Regions from separate parts of the Homo sapiens genome. Here region 2 is linked to region 1. Evidence: chromatin loops called from intact Hi-C (ENCODE). Cell type or tissue: PC-3. All regions are shown on one strand. Each heading gives the region's core, and the rest is flanking DNA. Links, peaks and the distances in the headings are about the cores only.

The links. A loop is a pair of places that touch in the nucleus more often than their neighbours do. Peaks named below come from ENCODE experiments on the same cell type or tissue, not always from the same donor. Only the 100,000 strongest peaks of a DNase experiment are listed, where the experiment ranks them.
Region 2: it touches region 1 in a loop (2.0-fold over the local background); 1 of 110 quality-filtered maps calls a loop at or near these places.

The regions. Positions count from the first base shown.
Region 1 is chr1:200,169,597-200,174,980 of GRCh38, reverse strand. It overlaps NR5A2 (nuclear receptor subfamily 5 group A member 2), which reads right to left. Exons shown (of 8, transcript NM_205860.3): 8 at 1-1,018. The coding sequence ends at 771. Among named protein-coding and RNA genes, the nearest start is that of NR5A2, 140 kb to the right of the region's middle. In PC-3, for the core only: no CTCF peak of the experiment used is centred there; a DNase peak (open chromatin) is centred at 2,460; H3K4me3 peaks cover 860 bases; H3K27ac peaks cover 984 bases.
Region 2 is chr1:199,972,416-199,977,799 of GRCh38, reverse strand. No RefSeq gene overlaps it. Among named protein-coding and RNA genes, the nearest start is that of NR5A2, 53 kb to the left of the region's middle. In PC-3, for the core only: no CTCF peak of the experiment used is centred there; no DNase peak of the experiment used is centred there; H3K27me3 peaks cover 703 bases.

The sequences.
Region 1 (5,384 bases), core at 151-5,150:
ATTTCCCTTAATATTAATTAACACTTACATAAGATGAGGGATACTGCCTGCATTTTCTTAACATCATGAACACGAGACAAAACAACCCTCAGAACATATTTAAAATGGCAAGCTAACATATTAATAGAATTTCCTATTAGCTGTTTGCAGGTCTAAGACACAGACACTCAAAATTAGGCTGTTCATGATTTGGTGGAGCTACCACTGGGTGTGGCTGAACACAGGTCCTTAGTACAGATTCGGTGACCACAGGGCAGAGGTGCTGGGGCCTTCAAAGGAAGAGGGAGGGGCTATTGTAGGTACAGCTGATGCATTCTTGAGAATTGTTTCAGTTCAGCTTTACCATGGAGGAATCCTGTAAGCTCAAATCCCCCGCTGTATAAGCCTAATTAATAAGATTAGTTCCTAAATTTCTTCATAGTGGAGATCAGTTTAAATATACAAGAACCGTTCTGTCCGTTTTTCTTCTGACCGTGTTGGTATCCATCTGTGAGTTCAATCCACTCCATTACAATGTCTTTTATATGGAATCCTCTGGGGCTGTGAAGCCTTTGATTCACAGTTTGCAATACAAATACCCTGATACATCATTTATTTGCTATTAAGTATTTGATTATTATGCCTTTTTAAATTCAATATCTTTAAAGCAAGTTTTTAATTAGCGTTACTTGGAGCAGTTCAGAGTACTTTTTTTCTTCCTGTTCTTCTTCCCCCTCCCCACTCCCCCAATCTCTTTTTGTTTTGAAAGCAGAGCTCCTAGGGGTTGTAACTTATGCTCTTTTGGCATGCAACATTTCAATGAGAAGGTTATTATAGGGCACATCCCCGTTCAGGTGCTTGTAGTAGAGGTATTCTTCAGCCTGCATACTGATGGCCCGGATTTCGGGTAGTCGAAGAAGTAGCTGTCCAAATTTCTCTGTCTGCTGCGGGTAGTTACACATTGTGTAGTCCAGCAGGGCGGCATTGACTTGTTCCTGGACACCTTCTACCAGCTGGAAGTTTTCAAGGTTTTTGACATCTGCATTAAAAAAAAAAAAAAAAAAAGCAACATTTCAATAGCATTTCAATTCCTGTTTACTAAAGCAATGTGTTCAATTAATGGATGTATTTTCCTTTTGACATAAACATACTTTACATGCTGCTGAATATTCAGTAAACCCCACTCACCAAACTTCCTGGGAAAAGGATCACAAAAGAGCTTTAGAAGAATGTCTTGTTGAAATTCTGCATATACCTCAAATCAATTAGACACCAGTGGATTTTGAGCAAGGTCAACTCTTTTCATATCTTACAAAAGGAAAGGATTGAGGATTCCTAAAGTAGAGGGATCTTAATATATTGCCAGCAAATGAGTCCCTGGAGAAAGACCTATCTTAACCCAGTATATTACACAATTCATATAATTCTGTATTAATTTTTCTGACCCAAGGTGAAATCTGTGTCCAGGGTATGATGTAGTTAATTCTAATAAAAAGTGACAGGATTCTTGTTTCTGTTTGACATTTTCTAAATGATTCTGAAAGTCTTTGACTTGTCTAGCCTATGCTAATGAACCATCTGGTACACTCCAGTGACTGCCAACAGAATATTCGCTACTGGGAACTCTCTAAAATATATATCTTGGTGACTAATGATCTTTATCAAATGAGAGCCTTGTCCTTTAGGCAGAACACAAGCCAGGATGGTCAGTGCCCTTTAACCTGCATGTAGTTTCTAAAGTCTGATACTCTGTGTTTCTTTTTTTTCTTCTGGTCACTCATGTAGAGAAGATGAGCAAAGGCATTTCATTCCGCCTAACTCCTGATGACTATGCAGTTGTTTTTAGACATCTGCCCTAAAGGTCCTTATAAATACTGAATAAGAGAGAAAGCCAGAATAAAAAAAGACAGACTGACATACAAACACACACACAGACAATAGGCAAGGGAAAACGGTATGCTGGAATTTCTCTTCTGGGGTTGATTTATGTTAACAGTATGACTTTTATATGATGTGTACATAGAAGCCTCTGGAAAAAATAGACAGATACGTGTGTGTGTTTACATACACCCATGCTCAGAAAGTAAACAGATGCAGCCACCCTGCCCTGCTTTATTTTCTAATTGGACAAAAATAAATAAGAAAGAGAATATGGAGAAAACCACACAGTACTATGACTAAAAGGATAAAGATACTAAACTCGGTTCAAGTAATTCATACCCACTATATACTGTTTTGGGCATTATATACTGTTGAACTTAACCTACATATGTGTACATGTCCATCTTGTTATTTCTAAATGGCTTTACACTGGGCTGTCATACATTCGCTGTTGAAGTGTGTTCAGGACGATTTCAGTGTTTACATTTGGGCCATAGCTTTGCATTAAACATGCTTCCCCTTTCCATCCCCAAGTCTCTGACCCAAATTAAAAACAGTGAGGAATTAGTACTGAAATAGTTATGTAGTGAGTTGGTACCATATCTCTTTCAAAGTGAGATGGCAGACTCAAACATAGTTGATTATTCATTGATGAGTTGTACAAACATAAATACTACACAATAAGGAGCTCTGAGTCTTCCGGTGGCATTTAAATTGGCAACCACATTGGTGTGCTCTGGACATTTTACCCATGCGGCACTTTACAGTTAGTAAAGCATATTCCACCTGTCTTATTTAATATATTTTAAAAATGATTTTAAGTTACTTAAAAATATTTATAAGTATGGCTATGTATCCAGAGTCATACTTGGTTCAAAATTGCAAAATATAAACAATCAGAAATACCTTCAATATGTCCTACCTTGGTACATGATAGAAAAATCTACATTTGTTTTGCATTATAGTGATTAAAACATGACTATTAAAAATTTGAAATGCAGTATTATTTTACGCTACAGTGAAAAATACTCTCACCAGCAAGCAAAGCTAGTAACAGTCAGAGATTAATAGAGAGGATGTAGAAATTTGCATAGAATGAATGTAAAATGTAAGAAAAATGAAGAATACCCTTTTTAGAAAGTTGTTTGAAACTTTCCTTTTTTGATAATTGTATTTTTTTGAGAACCAGTTTTAACATTCTGTGATAAACTATGCTGCTCTGTTAAGGAAAAACAAAAAGAAAGAAAACTACCAACAAACATAAAACAAAGGCTAGATCATAAGTTTTGGTTTATCCACTTACTATTATAGAATGATAATTTAGAGTCTTCAGCTCAGCATTCAATGGTTAACTTCTTTCTTTTTTTTATTTTGAGACAGAGTCTTGCTCTGTTGCCAGGCTGTAGTGCAGTGGTGCGATCTCGGCTCACTGCAACCTCCACCTCCTGAGTTCAAGCAATCCTCCTGCCTCAGCCACCTGAGTAGCTGGGGTTACAGACTTGTGTCACCACACCCAGCTAATTTTTATATTTTTAGTAGAGATGGGGTTTCACCATGTTGACTAGGGTGGTCTCAAATTCCTGACTTCCAGTGATCCACCCACCTTGGCCTCCCAAAGTGCTGGGATTACAGGCGTGAGCTACTGCGTCCAGCCTCGATGGTTAATTTCTATGAATACTGGTCCAAACTGACACCCTTTTCCCCCAAAACTTGGGAAATATGTGCAATTTTCCTTCTGGCAGGAAAATATATAGGTGTCTCATATTTTGGCTAAATATACTATTTTTTGCTAAAGCTGATCAGAATTGAATCCACATGCCTGAGTTAATTATCCCATTAAGCTATTTTGATGAATGTTATCATGAAATAATAAAACATATGCTGCTAATTGTCCCAAAGATTCTTACTTGCCGAATGTCTATTTTGTTTCTACATCTATACACATGGCAATGATCCTGAAGAAGTTCTGAGTGAATTCCTCTCATTTACTGACCATGCCATTCCAGGATCATTGCTCTGCTGCCTGCCTTGATGCTGGCTTCTGTCTATTTAACTGTCTGTTTCCCTATGCAGACCGTAAGCTCCTGGGGATAAGGGATATGCTTTAGTTCAGCCATCCCCAGGGAATACACCGGTAACTCCTTGCTTCACATTATTGGTGCATTTGTCCAAGATTGATACAATTGTGAATTTGACCTGTTAAATTATTTCACAAGCCAATTTCCTTCCTTTTTCTAACTAGAAACTGATTTTCAAAAATTTGGCATATATGTAATGGATCTCTCCCTGAAATAAAATACTGTACTTTACATGTAATAGTCTTTTCTATTCAAAAAGTCCTGTGATGAATCCTTTTGTGATCTGAATAATCAAGTTCTAATTTACATGTTTTGCAAATGAGGATTTTCACTGGTCAGTTTTGTGTTAAGGGAAACGTGCTTATGTTCTCATTTGGACTGGAATCAGTCCCTGGGATGCTGCGGACTGGACCTGACAGACAGGTAGACCCTGGATTTTCCACTGTAATTGAGGTAGTTCACAGATAGTTCACAAGGACCTAAAAGCAATGGAAGAGATTAAGTGCCAAAATACAAATGATAACACCTCCCAGAAGACCTGGAATTTTCACTCATTTATGTGGTTCACTTGTATTTACTTTTTAGGAAGAGTTTAGAAACTTAAGTGTGTTTCCTCGGTACTCATGGAATTAGTTTTGATGAAAATGCATACTTTTTCATGAAAATTAAAACATGAATCCCATATAAATAGAAATTTAAATTCTCAGAACTTGGGGATGGAAAGGGAAAGCATGTTTAATGCAAAGCTATGGCCCAAATGTAAACACTGAAATCGTCCTGATTTCCATTTTCTCTGGAATGTCCCTCCAATAAAAATCAAGTCCTATTCCATATTAAGTAATGGATAGTAGCTGGCAACTTGGGAGTCTGAACTCATCTATAGCAGGAGTCTCTAACAACAGAAATATACAAGTGAATTGATATTAAATTATATTAAAAAAACCAAAATCTAGACAAATGATTACATGTTCTGGAGTTCCCAGAAATACATGTTTTTGAAATTTGCTGTTTGGTTCTCATATTAAATAGCATTGTCCCACATCTGGATTTTAGCAAAAGACCCCCAGCTGGAGGAAAAGAGATGGATATGAGATAAAAATTTCCACCAGTTCTTCTGTGGCATTTTAGGCTGGATTGCAAAGGCTCCTGCATTTGGCACTCTGTGCGTTCCTTTGAAATTTATATAAGCTTCATTTTCATACAATTTAAAAACACCAGTTAATAAACCCTATCATTACAAATTCTGAGTTGGAAATAGTATGTAAACAGACAGAGGCATCCCCAACCCTTTCTCTATAGCCTTTAAATTTTGATGACTGGCGAGAGCATTTTGTGCTTCTCTTAGTATCAATCTGTTATCATCTATTCTACTTTATTCACTCAGGGACTAATTACCAACTTTTTATATGAAGCAGCATTACGATAAGCTCACAGTGGGGTGCTCAG
Region 2 (5,384 bases), core at 222-5,221, 200 kb after region 1:
GTTCTCTTGAAACAGATATTTGAGGTCAAAGTGGTTTGTTTTTTTTTTTTTGCATCTGAATTCTCTAGTTAATTGCCACAATACTTGCTTTTAACTTGCTTATGGGGGATTTAACCCATTAAAATGGAGCAGCCAGGCGCGGTGGCTCACACCAGTAATCCCAGCACTTTGGAAGGCTGAGGCAGGAGTTTGAGATCAGCCTGGCCAACATGGTGAAGCCCCGTCTCTACTAAAGATACAAAAAAATTAGCCAGGTGTGGTTGTGGGCACCTGTAATTCCAGCTCTTTGAGAGGTTGAGGCAGGAGAATCGCTTGAACCCGGGAGGTGGAGGTTGCAGTGAGCTGAGATTGCGCCATTGCACTCCAGCCTGGGCAGCAAGAGCAAAACTCCGTCTCAAAAAAAAAAAAAAAAAAAGAAGCAATTGAGAAATGGTCTTCAGACTTCAGGCACTGTAGGCCCGCTGCCTCGGGTTACTCAGGTCCTGCATTTGCTCATTAGATCACAAATATTTACTGGGCACCCACCTCCTGCCAGGCACTGTCTGAGACCTGGTCCTGCAGCAGGGAACTAGACAAACTAGGTGCTTGCTCTCGTGGGATTTATATTCAAGTGGGATAGAGAGCAAAAAGAAAGAATCAAGATTTTTAGAAGCGTGTGGTTATTATCAGATGGGTGGTTACATCACTGTGGAAGGCAGGCGTGTGGATCTTGCTTTAGAAGGAGTGGTCAGGGAAGGCCCCACCAGGGAGCTTCAGTGAGAAGCAGCTGGCTATGTAAATATGTGGGGAAAACTGGGTTTCAGGCAGAGGGAACACTAAATGTAAAAGATCCTGATTCCGGAAAGGTTGGCTGTGTCATCTACTGGATTTCCTCGATTTTACTCAATCTCCTGTTTGTTAATCTAGGCAGATACTATATACAATTATCTGGGGAGTAGCCATTATTAGCCATAGTCCTTGGAGATGAAAAAGGACTTTGCCTTCTTCCATTACTCTGCATAGATGTCAGTCTCATCTAAGAGATCGTGGGAGGGGAAAGCTTTTAAGAGGGCCTGACAGCCTTAAGGAGCACAGTTTGATTTTCCTTGAGTGTGCTAATGTTAGCACAAATACTGGCTGTGCTGCCAGCATATTTCCACACACGTGGCTACAGGGATGATGGAGGTAGTCATTTATTGATTTGAGTTAGTTGCAACATTGTTTCCTTTTAACTAGAAAACTCATGTTCTGACAATTTCTTTCCGGGAGTTCCCTAGGGAGGGAATTTTTATGAGAATTATCTTCTGTCTTGATTTCTTACAGGTTGATGCTCAGGAAAGCAGTCAAATTGACTAGGTGGTTCACATTCTGCACTGGGTAATTTTAAATGGGACTAATGAACAAACAAAATAGATTTTTTAATTTTAATGTTTATTATTATTATTATTATTATTATTATTATTTGAGACGGAGTCTCGCTCTGTCTCCCAGGCTAGAGTGCAGTGGCGCGATCTTGGCTCACTGCAACCTCCGCCTCCCAGGTTCAAGCGATTCTCCTGCCTCAGCCTCCCTAGTAGCTGGTACTACAGGCGCGTGCCGCCACGCCCGGCTAATTTTTTGTATTTTTAGTAGAGACGGGGTTTCATCATGTTAGGCAGGATGGTCTCGATCTCCTGACCTCGTGGTCCACCCACTTCAGCCTCCCAAAGTGCTGGGATTACAGGCGTGAGCCACCGCGCCGGGCTACAAAATAGATTTTTTTAAAAAAACAGATCACTTATTTCTAACTAACCCTTGGGAATGCTCAGATTTCTAGGCTTTGTTTTATTTATTTATTTTTTAAGTTAATTTTTTTTTTTTTTTTGAGATGGAGTCTCCCTCGGCTCACTGCAACCTCTGCCTCCTGGGTTCCAGAGATTCCTGTGTCTCAGCCTCAGGAGTAGTTGGGATTGCAGGCGTAAACCATCGTGCCTGGCTTTGGATTTCCAGCCTTTGAATGGATCATTTTGCATACTCATAGTGTTGAAGAACATTAAATTTGCCTCATGCGTGCAGACTTTTTCTTCTTTGCATTTGAATGAATACTTTCAATAATACCTAGCAGTAAAGGGCCCTCAATAAAATAAACATCAGCTGAATAAATTAATGGTAGAAAAATCTAAAAGACAGCCTTCCTCTAACTCCTCCTCTATGTGATTTTCTCCTTTGAGAAAGACAACCCTGAGAGAATTCTGACTGACTCACAGAGGTGGCCTACTATAGACTGCTTTTCTCCTTTTTTTCTTTCTTTCTTTTTTTTTTTTTTGTTTTTTGAGATGGAGTCTCACTCGGTCGCCCAGGCTGCAGTGCAGCGGCGCAATCTTGGCTCACTGCAACCTCCGCCTCCTGGGTTCAAGCAATTCTCTGCCTCAGCCCCCAAGCAGCTGGGATTACAGGCGTCTGCAACCATGTTTTTTCTTTTCTTTTCTTTTTTTTTAATCTCCTTTCAAGAAAACCTCTTTTCTACTTTTACTATAGAAGGACAAATGAGCTGAGTGGTAAAGAATGTTTGTTCTTATATTTAAGTTATGGGTGAAAATTCACCAAATCAGGAGTGAATAATATTGTTTGCCCTCTTGGATATTTGATTTCATTAGAAATGTCAATCCTTAGCATTATTTTAATTTTTTTCTTTCATTGTTTTTTATCAGGAAGAACTGAAGCATTATTTTATTTTATCTATTTATTTTTGAGAAGGGTCTTACTTTTTGCCCAGGCCGGAGTGCAGTGGCATGAACATGGCTTACTGCAGCTTTGAGCTCCTGGGCTCAAGTGATCCTCCCACCTCAGCCTCCTGAGTAGCTGGGACTATAAGTATGTGCCACGGTGCCTGCCTATTTTTTTTTTTTTTAAGAGGCAGGGTCTTTCTATGCTGCCCAGGCTGGCCTCAAACTCCTGGGCTCAATTGATCCTCCTGCCTCAACCTCCCAAAGGGTTGGGATTACAGGCGTCAGCCACAGTGCCTGGTCTGAAGTGTTATTTTAAATGATCATAGACAATGAAAATTAAATGACATATAAAGCAAAAAGCAGAGCACCAGGAACATAGATCTTCATGTTAGTTTTTTGACATTTTTTTTCCTCCCTTAACTTGGTTTATCCCTTTATAATCTGGCTAAAATCTTCACTCATGTCTTCTCCCTGGCCCTTGCTGCCTTCCTTTGTCGAGGCTTCAACCATGGAAGCTTCTCCCTGTCCCCTTCCTGACTCCTGGCTCTTCCCTCTTTCAGGAACGCCCTTTCTCCTTTCTTCACTCAGGAATCCTGCACATTCTTCAAGATCTTAAAGCTCCCTCATCCCTCCTTGGCAGAGTTCATTTATTATTCTGAGCTCTGGTAGCATTTTGCTCATATCCTATAACATTCACGATTTTATTTTTTCCTCCATCTTTCCCTCCACTTTTACAAGTTCCATGTGAACTCTCCTGTATACTGCAAAATGCCTGCTTAGCTTCTCTACTGCAAAATGCCTGCTCAGCTTCTCTACTTGAATATCTAATAGCCCCCACTTCACATGCCCAAAACTGATCTCAGGACCACCGACTCCTCGCCACCTCAATTCTGTCCACTCACAGACTTCTCTACTTGGGTTGATGCCAACCTCATCCTTTCAGTCGGTGACATCCTTCTCATTCTCTTCCCCTTATAACTCACACTAATCTGTCAGGACATCCTGATGACTCTACCTTCCAAATACACCTGGAATCTGAGTACTTACCATCAACTCTGGTACATATTACCATCATCTTCCATCTGTTTTTTAAAAATTTTTATTTTAAATAATAGTTGCCTAACTGGTCTCCTTTCCTTACCAATTTATTATCAGGAAAACAACTGAATGGATTCTTAAATATACATCTATATATCCACATCTCTATATATGACAGAACATGTCATTCTTCTGCTCAGCAGGGGCTCCCATTTCACCTAGTAAAAGCCAAGGCTTTCACAGTGGTCTGTATCTACAGGGACCTACTTGATTTTTGCCTCTCCTTCACCCTACCTTTAACTCTCTCATCTCATCTTGTACTTGCCATCTTTCTTATTCAAGCCACTGTCCCCTTGGCTGCTCTTTGGCTGGACATCCTCCTGCTCCAGGTCCTTTGCATTGGCTATTCCCTACCTAGATGATTGCAAGATTTGCTCTTTCACCTCCTTTAACTCTTTGCTCAGATAGCACCTTGTCAAGGAGGCTTACCCTTACCACCCTATTTAAACTTGCAACCCATTCCCCTACACTTCCAATCCTCCTTACCCTATGCTGTTTTGTCCTTTAGCATCTGTCACTGTCAAACATTCTATAGCATTTTACTGGGCACTGTGGCTCATGCCTGTAATTCTGTACTTTGGGAGGCTGCGGTGGGAGCATTGCTTGAGCCTCAGAGTTTGAGGCTGCAGTGAGCTATAATCACACCACTGCACTCCAGCCTCAGTAACAGAGCAAGACCCTGACTTCAAAAACAAAACGAAACAAAACAAGAAACAACTGTAGCATTTATATCTCTCTCTGTTGCCCAGGCTGGAGTGCAGCAGTGCGATCTCTGCTCACTGCAACTTCCCCCTCTCGGATTCAAGTGATTCTCTTGCCTCAAGTCTCCTGAGTAGCTGGGATTACAGGCGCATACCACCATACCCAGCTAATTTTTGTATTTTTGGTAGAGATGGGGTTTCACCATGTTGGCCAGCTTGGTCTCGAACTCCTGACCTTGTGATCGGCCTGCCTCGGCCTCCTAAAGTGCTGGGATTACAGGTGTGAGCCACTGTGCCTGGCGCATTTCTTTCTTTCTTTCTTTCTTTTTTTTTCTGAGACAGAGTCTCACTCTGTCATCCAGTATGGAGTGCGGTGGCACAATGTCAGCTCACTGCAACCTCCATCTCCCAGGCTCGAGCGATCCTCCCACTTCAACCTCCCCAGTAATTGGGACTACAGGTGTGACCATGCCTGGCTAATTCTTTCTTTTTTTTGAGACAGAGTTGCTCTGTTGCTCAAACTGGAGTGCAGTGGGGCAATCTTGGCTCACTGCAACCTCTGCCTCTTGGGTTCAAGAGATTCTCATGCTCCCGCCTCCCAAATAGCTGGGATTACAGGTGTGTGCCATCAATTTTTTTGTATTTTTGGTAGAGACAGGGTTTCACCATGTTGCCCAGGCTGGTCTTGAGCTCCTGAGCTCAGGCCATCCATCTGCCTTGGCCTCCCAAAGTGTTGGGATTATAGGCATGAGCCACTGTGCCCAGCCAACTATAGCTTTTCTATTAGGTTGGTACAAAAGTAATTGCAGTTTTTGCAATTTTTTTTTTTTTTTTTGAGATGGGGGTCTCACTCTGTCATCCAGGCTGGAGAGCAGTGGCGTGATCTCAGCTCACTGCA